Regions from separate parts of the Homo sapiens genome. Here region 1 is linked to region 2. A link is a contact called in ENCODE Hi-C data. All regions are on one chromosome and are shown on one strand. The core of a region is the stretch at or near the end of the contact, and the rest is flanking DNA. Distances in the headings are between cores, read along the strand shown.

Evidence for each region. A loop is a pair of places that touch in the nucleus more often than their neighbours do. Pooled maps may share reads with other maps.
Region 1: a map of endothelial cell of hepatic sinusoid shows a loop between it and region 2 (10-fold over the local background). The contact joins the promoter of LINC02688 here to the enhancer-like site in region 2. A Hi-C loop is called at or near these places in 2 of 168 maps with a recorded cell type or tissue (Caco-2 and endothelial cell of hepatic sinusoid), 1 of 37 single-sample maps with no recorded cell type and 3 of 50 pooled maps.

The regions. Positions count from the first base shown.
Region 1 is chr11:1,047,228-1,052,963 of GRCh38, reverse strand. It overlaps LINC02688 (long intergenic non-protein coding RNA 2688), which reads right to left and starts at 3,084. Exons shown (of 4, transcript NR_160890.1): 1 at 3,002-3,084; 2 at 1,121-1,341. LOC124902605 reads right to left here and starts at 3,272. Exons shown (of 4, transcript XM_047427955.1): 1 at 3,190-3,272; 2 at 3,002-3,085; 3 at 1,121-1,341.
Region 2 is chr11:992,435-998,257 of GRCh38, reverse strand. AP2A2 (adaptor related protein complex 2 subunit alpha 2) reads right to left here. Exons shown (of 22, transcript NM_012305.4): 11 at 5,573-5,755; 12 at 4,877-4,974; 13 at 4,273-4,504; 14 at 4,013-4,186. Among named protein-coding and RNA genes, the nearest start is that of MUC6, 41 kb to the left of the region's middle. RefSeq lists an enhancer at 3,450-3,974. Within about 2 kb of position 2,022, at least 2 of the 41 ENCODE cell types and tissues checked have a DNase peak (open chromatin) inside an H3K27ac peak, as active enhancers do.

The DNA.
Region 1 (5,736 bases), core at 1,835-4,334, 54 kb before region 2:
GAGGCACCAGCGTCCAAGTGCCCGTGCCCAGGGAGGTGCCACCTCTGACACGGACAGGGCTTCAGGCTTGGGACACAGGTGCCGGGGAAGCAGAAGGGAAAGGGAGGGGGCGGAACCCCGGCAGCAGGTCGGCTTGGTGACTGCACACCCCACGGGGGCAGTGGCTTACAGGGACCCACAGCCCAGGAGGGCCTCACCTTCGGCCCCTCCCAGCAGTAGCACCAACTGCCGTGGCCGCCCACACTACCCTCGTCCCGACGGCCACCCACACCAGGCCCTCCGTGGCCAGCACTCCTGTCATCCACATCCCCATCTTGCTGATAAGCGGGCGGTGAGGACACAGGAAACCCAGGCTGTCACCCGCCCAAGTCCGGAGCCAGGATGGGTCCCCCAGGTGGGAGAAGCCTGGTCTCACCCCCAGAGTGGCCCAGCCTGTCCCACAGCCAGGATCTAATGCCAGTCTCCCAAGGAGTGGGCACAGGGGGGTGTCTGGCCCCCCCTTATGGGGAGGGAACTCTCCATGGGGGGCCAGGAGCTGGGGAGCCTCAGGGGTCACAAGAAGCTGGTGGAGCCAGGGAGCCATGGCCACAGCGTGGGGGCAGGTGCCCCAGGAGGGGGAGGGGAGGGCATGGCCTTGGTTGCTACCAGCCCCCGCACTGGCATTCGGGCAGCATGGGGGCACATTTTGGGCCTGGGGGACTGTGCCATCGTGGCCAGGAGCACCTTGAGAAGCCAGGAGGGCTGGCCAGGGTGGGGCAGAGCAGAGCAGGGCAGGGACAATCTGCCCAGACGTCTCACCACCCCTCAGACACCCCCAGACTTGCCTGGGCCAGGATAAATACGCAGTCCTTGCCCCAAGGCCCAGAATTAGGTACGTGGGTACCTGCATGTCTGGCCGGGTCCCCTGCCTCTCTGTGCAGAATCCTGATGCCCCCTGGCAGGCCTAGGGGTTCAGCAGAAGCAGGTTGCAGCCCCCACACCCCTCTAATGGGCCACATAGAAGGTGGGCCAAGGGCAGTGGATGGGGGGCCTGGGACACAGCAGCTGGGACACTGCCCCAGGACCAGGGTCGGGTCCAGGAGTGGAGAACCCAGGGCAGTGACGGGGAGAGCAGACAGACCTGGGTTGAGATGGTGTCTGGGTGGGAGTCCAGGGGGCCGGGGGCCCAGCTTCCCAGGTGCCAGGGGAGCCCCCGCCCCTGAGTCCTTGGTGAGCTGAGTCTCCAGGGTGTGGTGCTCCCAGCATCCTAGCCAGGCCTTGTGGCTGCAGAGGGACAGAAACCAGGCCCAGCTTCCTGCTGGGGGGGTCACCTCTCCCCAGGGGTCCAGGACACCGCTGCATCTGAAAATGAGCAGGAAAGGGGTGCTCAGTGCAGCCTCAGGGCCTTGGGGACCCCCTTGGATCTTGCCAGCTCCCGAAATGCAGAGAGAGAGTCGGGCAGTGGGGCCAGGGCTACAGCCCCCATGTCTCCTCAACGTCTGCCTGGCTCTGTCTACCTCAGGGAACCAGGGCTCCTCATACCGGACCTGGCCTCTACCCGCCCAGGGCGCTTGGAGCAAAGACTGTGGTCCCAGGTTCCCCGACAGTGGAAGCTTCCCTGCCCAGCCCAAGCCGTCTGCAGCCAGACCAGAGGCTGGTGTGGCACCATGGAAGGTTCCGGAGGGCGAGAGCCGTGATGCTGTAGCCCGCCAGCAGGTGGCACCTGGCACCCGCACCACAGCCCGGAGGAGGGCTGGGCAAGGCGTGTGCTCAGGGCCGTGTGGCCCAGGTGTGTGCCTGCGTGTGCCTGCATGTTGGCAAGTCCGGTGCCCGGGTGGCTCTCAGGCATCTTGGGGAGAACAGTCAGCCCACAGCCGGGCCAGAGCCCTCTGGCCCCATTGATGGGAGGCTCTGGGACAGACAGCACTGAGAAGGGAGAGAAGCTGGGCAGGTGGGGCAGGTGGGGCCACCGGGCAGGCGTGAGGGTGACCCTGCCAAGTGGCACAGGGACGATCTGAGTCCTGCAGGGCCCGGCAGCGCCTGAATAATGGGAGAAGCTGTGTGAGCCGTGCACGGGCGGGACAGCAAGGCGGGCGGGCGTGGGTCCTGTACACACGGGTGTGGGTGTGGCTGAGCGACCACTCGCCCTCTCACATCCCCTGCAGTGAGCGTGGGGGCACTGGCCCCTCATTTCCCAGCCCCGCTGGGCCCACCTCCTGCCTGGCCCTCCCAGGGACTGACGTGTGGCCACCTACCCCTCGAACCGCAGGGGTTGCCTGTCCCCGCCTCTGTCCCTGCACCTCAGGCCCATCCCCGCCCTTGTCCCCGCACCTCGGGCCTGTCCCCGCCTTTGTCCCCGCAACTCAGACCTTTGGTGACACCTGTGGGCTCAGGCGCCACATGGGGCCCAGGACACTGGGGCCGCAGCACATCGGGGAGGGGAGGCTGCAGTCTGGGCCCAAGGGCATCCAGCCTCTCCACTCCCTCCCCGGTGACCTTGGGCAGGCTGCCCCCTCTCTGTGCCTGTTTCCTCATCTACGTGGGTACAGAACCCGTCTCCACCTGCAGTAAATCCAGTGATGGCGGGAGTGTCCCGCCAGCTGCACTCTAGGACCCGTTCGCTACAAGGATTGCACTGGGGGATGCCCTGTCCCCAGCTGGCCCGGCTCTGTCATGGCCTGGACCCTCCCTGCCTGGGCACGTCTGACCCAGAGAGAGGGAAGGCCACCAGGGCAACCCCAGAGGCCTGTCCAGCTCAGAGCCAGCCCCTCCTGCACCAGGGTCCCCTGAGATTCACCCTGACAGGCAGCAGGAAGGCAGGGTGCCTGGTGGCCTCCTTCCCCCAGGGATCTGGGGAGGGTCTGGGCTGGGCTCTTCTTTGACAGGCCGCCCGGGCCCCACCTCAGGCCTGGAGGAAAGTGGAGGGGTCCACACCGTGGCCGACCCTGGGACTGGAGACACATGGGCACCAGGACACGCGAGGCCCATGGGGGCCAGGGAAGTCCCCAGAATCCCCACTCACCACTCTGGGGTGGGAAGAGGCAGGGCCAGCCTGTCGACATGCATCTCCTGCTGTCCAGAGAATGCTCCCGACGTCCCCATTTTCCTACAGAAGAGGACATCCTTGCTGGGAAGCCGGTGGCTGCAGCCAGTCAATGGTGACTCCCAGAAGGTTCCAGGCCCCGCCCAGCCAGAACCCCAGAGCCAGACCTGGGGCCACAGGGCATGACGCAGCTCTGCCTATACAGGGACAGGCAGCTGCCCACGGCCATGGGCACAGGCTTTGAGGAAGCGACAAGGCTCTTGCACCAGCAGATTAAAATGCTGCCAAGCGGAAGAGTCTGTCAAAGCTCTCAAGGAGCAGCTGGTTCAGGGCCAGCAGGTGCTGGGGTGGTAGGGGGGCCCCTTGGCTGCTGTGACGGTGCCTGTCCCTGGCTCCCAGCCCGGGAGCCCCAGCAGTGCCTTGTACAGCCGGCCCAGACATGCAAAGGGCCAGAGCCCGGCACGCGGCAGTGTTGACTGTCATCATTGTTATTGCCATCATCATCATCATCATCATCATTGCTATTATTATATTATCATCAGGAAACTCACCTACATTCTGCAGGCTGTGGGTGAGGCCAAGGAGCAGAGGGCTGGGGGTTGATGTGGGCCGGCAAGGTCCAGGCCAGGAGGGTTCATCCCAGGGATGCCAAGACCCAGCAGAAGGTTAGCAGGGGAGGAGAGACCCTTACCCCAGGGTGACCCCACGGCGGGGGCTGCATGTGGGCACCAACTGGAGGCCTGCGGGAGGCAGGTGTGGCTCGGAGGCTCTTTGGCAAGGTGGGAGCCGGGGGTCCCTTAAGAAGTCCACCTTAAGAGGTCCTCCAGAGTGACCCAGGGAGAACCATTCTCCAACCCACCCACTCCTGGATCTCAGGCTCCCAGGACGCAGAGAGACTCTGAGCCATCTCCCGGGTTGTGCTGCTTGGTTATGGTGGCCCCAGGAAAGCGAATCAAGAGTTGCAGCAATGCTGCCCAGCCCCACGAGCAGGGAAACCAGAGCCAGGAGGTGGCGATAGGGACTGCGGGTGGGTGGACCGCGGGGCTGGGGTGTGTTCTCTTCCTGCTACTCTTCTACATTTTTCCAGGTTTTATTTAGTGACTATGTTCCACTCTGTATTAAAGTATCAAGATTCCATTTCATCAAGGACTAGCATTTTTAGCAAAGAGAGTAGCAGAGGCCAGGATTTAGCAACTAAAAAACTCCAGGAAATATGGGAAACAACATCTGTCAAGACGGTGGACATCAGGCGACGAAGAGAGTGGTCCCAGAGAGACAGCGGGTCCCTCCAACCTGGCTGCTATCCGGAAACGCCATGGCCTGAGCGGCATAAAAGCAACAGACACGCATCTCCACGGCTGCAGAGGACGGGACGTTCAAGATCCACACTCTGGCAGATTCGATGTCTGGTGAGGCCACTCCCTGGTTCACGGACGGCACCTTCCCACTGGGTCCCCTTCGCCTCTGGTAGAAGGGGTGGGAGAGCTCTCTGAGGTCTCTTTTTTTTTTTTTTCGAGACAGGGTCTCACTCTGTCACCCAGGCTGGAGTGCAGTAGCACAATCTCGGTTCACTGCAAGCTCACTTCCCAGGTTCGAGTGATTCTCCGCCTCAGCCTCCCGAGTAGCCGAGATTACAGGCGCCCACCACCATGCCCAGCTAATTTTCATATTTTTAGTAGAGACAGGGTTTCTCCATGCTGGCCAGGCTCATCTCGAACTCCTGAACTCAGGTGATCCACCTGCCTCGGCCTCCCAAAGTGCTGGGATTACAGGCGTGAGCCACCGCGCCCGGCTCTGGGATCTCTCCTGTAAGGACACTAACCCCATTCTTGAGGGCTCTGCCACCTCCCCAAGTCCCCACCTCCTAATATCGTCACCTTGGGCACCAGGATTTCAACACAGGAACCGGAGGGTGGGGAAGACACAAACGTTCAGTCCATGGCAGACAGGAAACAGCCCTAAACTGCCCAGGTCACCGCCTGAGGGTTTCCAGGACAAGGGGCCAGGAAGGAGAACTCAGGAAGAGCTCAGATGAGAGGCCGGGGAGACCACGGCAGCTGGAGTGCACAGGACACTGGCAGGGAGAGAGCTGCCCAGAGCAAAGCCTGGAGACCTGCAGAAGGTCCGTCTTGAGCGTTTGGCAGGGAACCCGCTCAGCACGTGCCTGGGAGGAGACTAAGGCTGGCGAGCAACGACCCGAAGGATTGGAAGGAAGAGCAGCGGAGCTCACAGAGGCTGGGAAAAGCACTGCTCCCGCCAGCACCACCGAGAAACCTCGCCACTCAAAGTTCACGGTGCGGTGGGCAGAGTGCCCCTCAGGGTCTTGCCTCAATGGTGAGGCGTAGTTTGCCCTGGACTCAGCACTGCTCTGAGCCCACCTACGAGCCACACGAGGCCCAGGAGGCCCAAACTCTCTCCAATCCCTTAATTATGTCCCAGAACAAAGCCCCAGGACACAAAAGTATCCAGCAGCCCACGAGGTAAAATTCACGAAGTCCAACCTCCATTCAAAGAGTACCAGGCAGGTAAAGAAAGGGGATAATTCCACCCATAATCAGGAGAAAATTCAACTAATCCAAACCACAAAACCAACACAGATGTTGGAATTAGCCGACAAAGACATTAAAACAGGCGTTACGACAGTATTCCATGTCATCAAAATGCTATGCTGAAAATTGAACGTATTTAGTAAAAAACATGAAACATATAAAAAA
Region 2 (5,823 bases), core at 773-3,272:
ACGGAGCACCTCTGCAAGAGAAGACGACACGGGTCTCATGTGCTCCAAGGGTGGGAGGTCACAGAGGAGCTGGCAGAGAAGAGTCCCAAAAATATCCAAGGCGTGTCTCGATGAGACCATCTGAAGGCGGCGCTTTGCTCCCTACGCCGGGGACAGCGCCCGCCAACACTGTGGCCTCCACAGCCTGACAAAGCTGTGAGCTGCGTGGGAAGCCATCGGCCTTGGCCATGGCCATGCACCTGCAGCCCAAATGGAGACAGTTTCTCCTCTGCATCTCATCACAGATGTTACCCTGGTTCCTGCACTGATTCAAATACATCTATGGCTTTTATTTTATTTTATTTTATTTTTTTGAGACCGAGTCTCACTCTGTTACCCAGGCTGGAGTGCAGTGGTGCAATCTCAGCTCACTGCAACCTCCGCCTTCTGGGTTCAAGCAATTCTCCTGCCTCAGCTTCCCGAGCAGCTGGGATTACAGGCACACACCACCACACCTGGCTAATTTTTGTATTTTTAGAAGAGACGGGGTTTCACCATGTTGGCCAGGCTGGTCTCAAACTCCTGACCTCAAGTGATCCGCCCACCTCAGCCTCCCAAAGCGCTGGGATTACAGGTGTGAGCCACCATGCCCAGCCATCTATGGCTTTTAACTGCTTTCTAAAGTAGGAAAGCCCTTTGCCCTAGTAAAGGCATTTGTACCTGAAACGTTACCACAGATTGTAACAGCGAGGCCAGATGCAAGGCCCCAGGACAGTAGGGTCCTAACACCCACTTCAGGTTCTTCATCTTCCTTATCCTCTCAGGCCTGGGAGACCCTCCTCAGGGAGCAGGCCTGGCTCCTGGGCCACACCAGTTCACCTCCTCCCTCCAATAGCAGGACAACTTGAGGGGTGAAGGTTTTGCCTACAAGGGCCCCAGGCTCCTGCATGTGAAGCCAGGCAGCCTCTGATCCCCACACCCCTGTGCTCCCCAGCACACCCGGGGACACGCACACCACAGCCTCCCCCAAGGAGCTGTGTGCAGAAAGAGGATGCTCGGAAGAAGTAAAATGTCCTGGCCTCATCTATGATGTTAAATAAAAGACATTTTGGCCAATGTGACACCAAGATAAAGCCACTGTCTCTCGTGGGAAAGGCACATGTGCTGATGCCACCCTGAGGCCCCTTCACGGCCCATACAGAAGACCCTGAGCAAGAAAACTTCGCCAGGAGTGTCTCCCCATAGGGAGGGGCCTCTCACTGGGGCTCCCGTGAGCAATGGGAACAGATTGGAAAGCACAGGATAGCAATGACACCCACACACCATAGCTCTCGGTCAGAACAGAGGGGCCCACACACCACAGCTCTCGGTCAGGACGGAGGCGCCCACACACCACAGCTCTCAGTCAGGACGGAGGTGCCCACACACCACAGCTCTCAGCTCAGAACAGAGCTGCGTGCCTCGGCCACAGACACCTCCCTAAGGAACCCACCCGCCAGGCACCACTGACCATCAGGAGTGAAGCCACACTCAGAAAATCCACTGAATGAGCCCTGAAGGGGGAACTCCCTCCAAGAAGGCACCTTACAGAAATGCTGAACCTCACTGGACCCTCATCCTCCTTTTCAGAGGGCAGCACACTGCTCTCACTCCCAGGGTCCAGAAGCTTCCATCTGATCCCTAAGCCACACAGTCAAGGCCAGGCCCTCCAAAGTCCACCCTGAGCCTAGCCGGACAAACCTGGGTGTGATCAAAGGCCTGGGGTATGGGCACACCTCACTTCTCAGGACCCACATTAAAAAGAAACATCAAATAAGAACCAAAGAGAGACTGAAGACAATCCTACAGCCCCTTTCCATGCTCCCTCAGCGAGTTCCTCTTAACGTCAAAGCAGCTGGAGGGGAGCGAGAGCACCTGGTGCCTTCCCAGCTTCCAACAGGCAATCCCAGGTTTCCGTGGAAGACTTCACAGTGCCCTTGCTGAAAGCCGGCCTCCAGGAATCCCTGCACACCAGCCTCCCCTGGATCACGTCATCCTGCCCTCGCCTCCTCACCCAACTGGGGCCGCGTCCTCCTCTCTGCAGGGCGGAGCCGCTGCCGGCCCAGCACCCACGGGAAGGCCCCTGCTCCGGCAGCTCACAGACAAATCTCCACAAGCAAGTTTCTGCCTCCAGAAACCTATGTCAAGATGTCCAAAGGAGAGGGAGAGATGGATTAGAGGAGTGACAGAGGCCTGCTGCACTAGGCGCCTGGCTAGTGACGTCCCACGGGAGGAGACAGGGTCAAAAGCAGGTCACCAGCTCTACAGAGCACATGAGAAACATAAGCATGAAGGTGCTCAGGCGTGAAGGGAAGACGCCCACCTTGGGAGAAAGAGTCACATCTTTCATTCATTTCATTCACTCCAGGATGAGCTCACAGGCAATTCAAGCCTCCAGATGGCGGGCACAGCAGCGTGCCACAAACAACACAGAGAGAGGGCACGGGGGGACAGGGGCTGCACAGAGGACACTAGGTGGAGGGAGGGGAGAGGGAGGAAGAGGGGGAGGGAAGACTGCTCATTGAGATGTCAGGCTCAGCCTGGATACCAGCCCCATGGCAGGCCCTGCACTGTCGGCCAGAGGGGCAGGACACATGGTCAGCCGGGGCACATAAGCAGGTCCCCGCCAAGGAGTGCCAGGACTCCGACATGAGCACCCTCCCAACCAGCACACTGCCAGGGCAGGCACCACCACAGGAGCTCACCCCACAAAGCCCTGCCGATACTGGGTAGCAGCACTGGTTGCCACCACTGGACCTGCGTCCTGGAGAGACAGGTCCTCTAACTGGACAAACAGAAAGCCCGCCTGACCCCGACAGGAGCCCTCCCTGACAGTGCAGAGGGGAACAGCTGGCAAGCAGAGCCAAGCAAAAACGCAACTCTCAAAACGACACTTCTCACCTGACAAATACCACAGGACACATTCTGTTACAGGATTATTCTCATCGCATCACACATACAAGGAAAACCAGACCTAACCCAACTCACTACATAAAACCTCGAAGAGCAGGGCAGGACAGGTCCTCTCTAAATCAACAAAGCATGTGAGGACAGCTGCCTGGGTGAGGCAGTCCTGTAGGAGAGGGGACGGCCACTTCCCCTAAAACAAGGCACCACAGAGGATGTGTGAGCTGAGCTGGACAAGACGACGGTCTGAAGGAAGTGCCTTGCCCAGCAGGCACAGTGGCCCCCGGGAGAGGACAGCGGGGTGTGCAGCAGGGACAGTGGCCCCCGGGACAGGCCAGAGGGGCGTCCAGCAGGGACAGTGGCCCCCGGGACAAGCCAGCGGGGTGTGCAGCAGGGACAGTGGCCCCCAGGACAGGCCAGGGGGGCGTCCAGCAGGGACAGTGGCCCCCGGGACAGGCCAGCAGGGTGTGCAGCAGGGACAGTGGCCCCCGGGACAGGCCAGGGGGGCGTCCAGCAGGGACAGTGGCCCCCGGGACAGGCCAGCAGGGTGTGCAGCAGGGACAGTGGCCCCCGGGACAGGCCAGGGGGGCGTCCAGCAGGGACAGTGGCCCCCGGGACAGGACAACGGGGCGTCCAGCAGGGACAGTGGCCCCCGGGACAGGCCAGGGGGGCATCCAGCAGGGACAGTGGCCCCCGGGACAGGCCAGCAGGGTGTGCAGCAGGGACAGTGGCCCCCGGGACAGGACAACGGGGCGTCCAGCAGGGACAGTGGCCCCCGGGACAGGCCAGGGGGGCGTCCAGCAGGGACAGTGGCCCCCGGGACAGACAGCGGGGCGTCCAGCAGGGACAGTGGCCCCCGGGACAGGACAGCGTGGCGTCCAGCAGGGACAGTGGCCCCCAGGACAGGACAGCAGCGTGTCCAGCAGGGACAGTGGCCCCCAGGACAGGACAGCGGGGTGTCCAGAGCCACAGCCAGAGCCTGGGTTCTCAGTACATGCTCCTCCCTGACAGGCAAATGCTCTGCTGGTCCCAAGTCTTGGGGGTGAGGCCCTGACAGGTCTGGGTGCACAGTAGGTGAGGGACCCACCACGGCGCTGGTACTGGCTGGGGCAGGCTCAGGACCCCCGTTCACGTCCACACTCCTGTCCCGCTTGGTGTCCTCCAGGTCTGTCACCGTGCTGGGGCCCTTCTTCTTCTTGAGCTTTGCCAAGATGGAGGACTCCCGCTCCGGGAATGGGGGCATCTCCTCCAGCACGGTCGCCTTGGAAAGAACACAGGGTGGGACTGGTCAGAGCTCCTGGCCTCCAACCCTCAGCCAAGCCAGCCCGAAGGGCGGGGGCCTCCTACCAGAATGTCGGTGCTGGCCACGGTGCTGAGCCGCAGGTACTCCACAGCACGCTGCTGCAGCTCCACGTCTGCGTTCCTGAGCTGGCTGTCGCTGCGCAGCACGTCCTGGATGGTGGGCTTCACCTCCGGGAAGAGGTTCACGAACTTGATGTAGGTGGACAGGAGCAGCGCGCGGGTGGGGACGCTGCACAGGTGGAACTTGGAGTGCAGCAGGTGGAACTGGATCAGCGGGCTGGGGACGGGGAGGCACAACACAGGGACACCGTCGTCCCCTCGCAGGCTGCAGCACGCCCCCGCGGGGGGGGGACGGCGGCGAGACCCCCTGGCCTGCACCAGAGGCCGCTGGTCGGGACCCTCTTCCAGCTCCAGATCCCACCGCAAAGACGCCCCTTTCACTAAGTCAGCCATCAACCCCACGTCTCCATTTTCTACTAGAATCCCTGCTTTTTCTATCAACTGAAGGAAAACAAAAAGACGCCGATGGGGAGCAGAAGCGGCTCTGCGAGGCCTCACGGCAGGGCCAGCTGGTGCCTCGCCTCTTGCCACCGACCACCGAGAGGCCCGCCGGAGCGCACACAGCCCCGACTCGCAAAGGGCCTCTCACCTGGATCTCGGGTCTCCAGCTATCAAGTTTCCAAACTCCCCCAGGATGTAGCCGCCCACTTTGACCAGGTTCTCGTGGCACGCGGGAGCCTGAAGAGCCTGCGAAGCACAAACAATGAGCCGGGGTGGCAGCCAGGTGCCAGAGTTAAGGCGAGGCGGGCACGTCCTGGCGCGGTGCACCCTACACCAGCACCAGCCCCTCAGCTTCCTGGAGACCCCAGTCCAAGTGCCCATCCCTGCCTTCCTCAGCACCCTCAGTACCTGTGTCAGCAGCAAGGAACCCAAGGCTGCCACACGCTGACCTGCCCTGGAGGGAGCTGCAGCATCCACAACAGGCTCTGGCTGGGGAGGTTCTGCCAGCGTCCTCATGGCACACCCCTTGCCGGTGGCCTAACCCTCTCCGACGGACAGGGCAGGCCCCACCACGGCATGCCCCAGCATGCTCTCACACACACAGAGGCCGGCTTTCTCAGGTGGCCCCCAGAGAGCCAGAAGTTTGAGAGTTAGGGTGAGAAGAAACTGGGACTCAGCAAGGGGCACCAACAGTGGAGGAGCTAGAGCCTCAGGGAAGAGCTGAGGGGCAAGAGGGGTCAGCAACGGCCCTCGGCACCTCCACGCAGGCAGGCTGGAACCACTCACTGCTCACCTTCTGCAACTGCCCTCCACCCCATCCTTCCTGCCATCCTGCGGGCCATACCTCGAACACAGTCTTGGCCGCGTAGCCCTGCACGTCGTCCCGGTTGATGACGATCTGAATGACTCGGTACCACACCTCTTCACTCACGTAATCACCAGCAATTCGGATCAAGTTCAAGATGGTATCCACATACCAGGTGTAGTCCACCGCGTACTTCTCAGCCAGGATGGCGACCTTCAGCACCTGTGGGGGACAGGCTGCTGAGGGCCGGCACCTGCAGGCCATGGCAATCCCAAGACCAAACTGTCGTC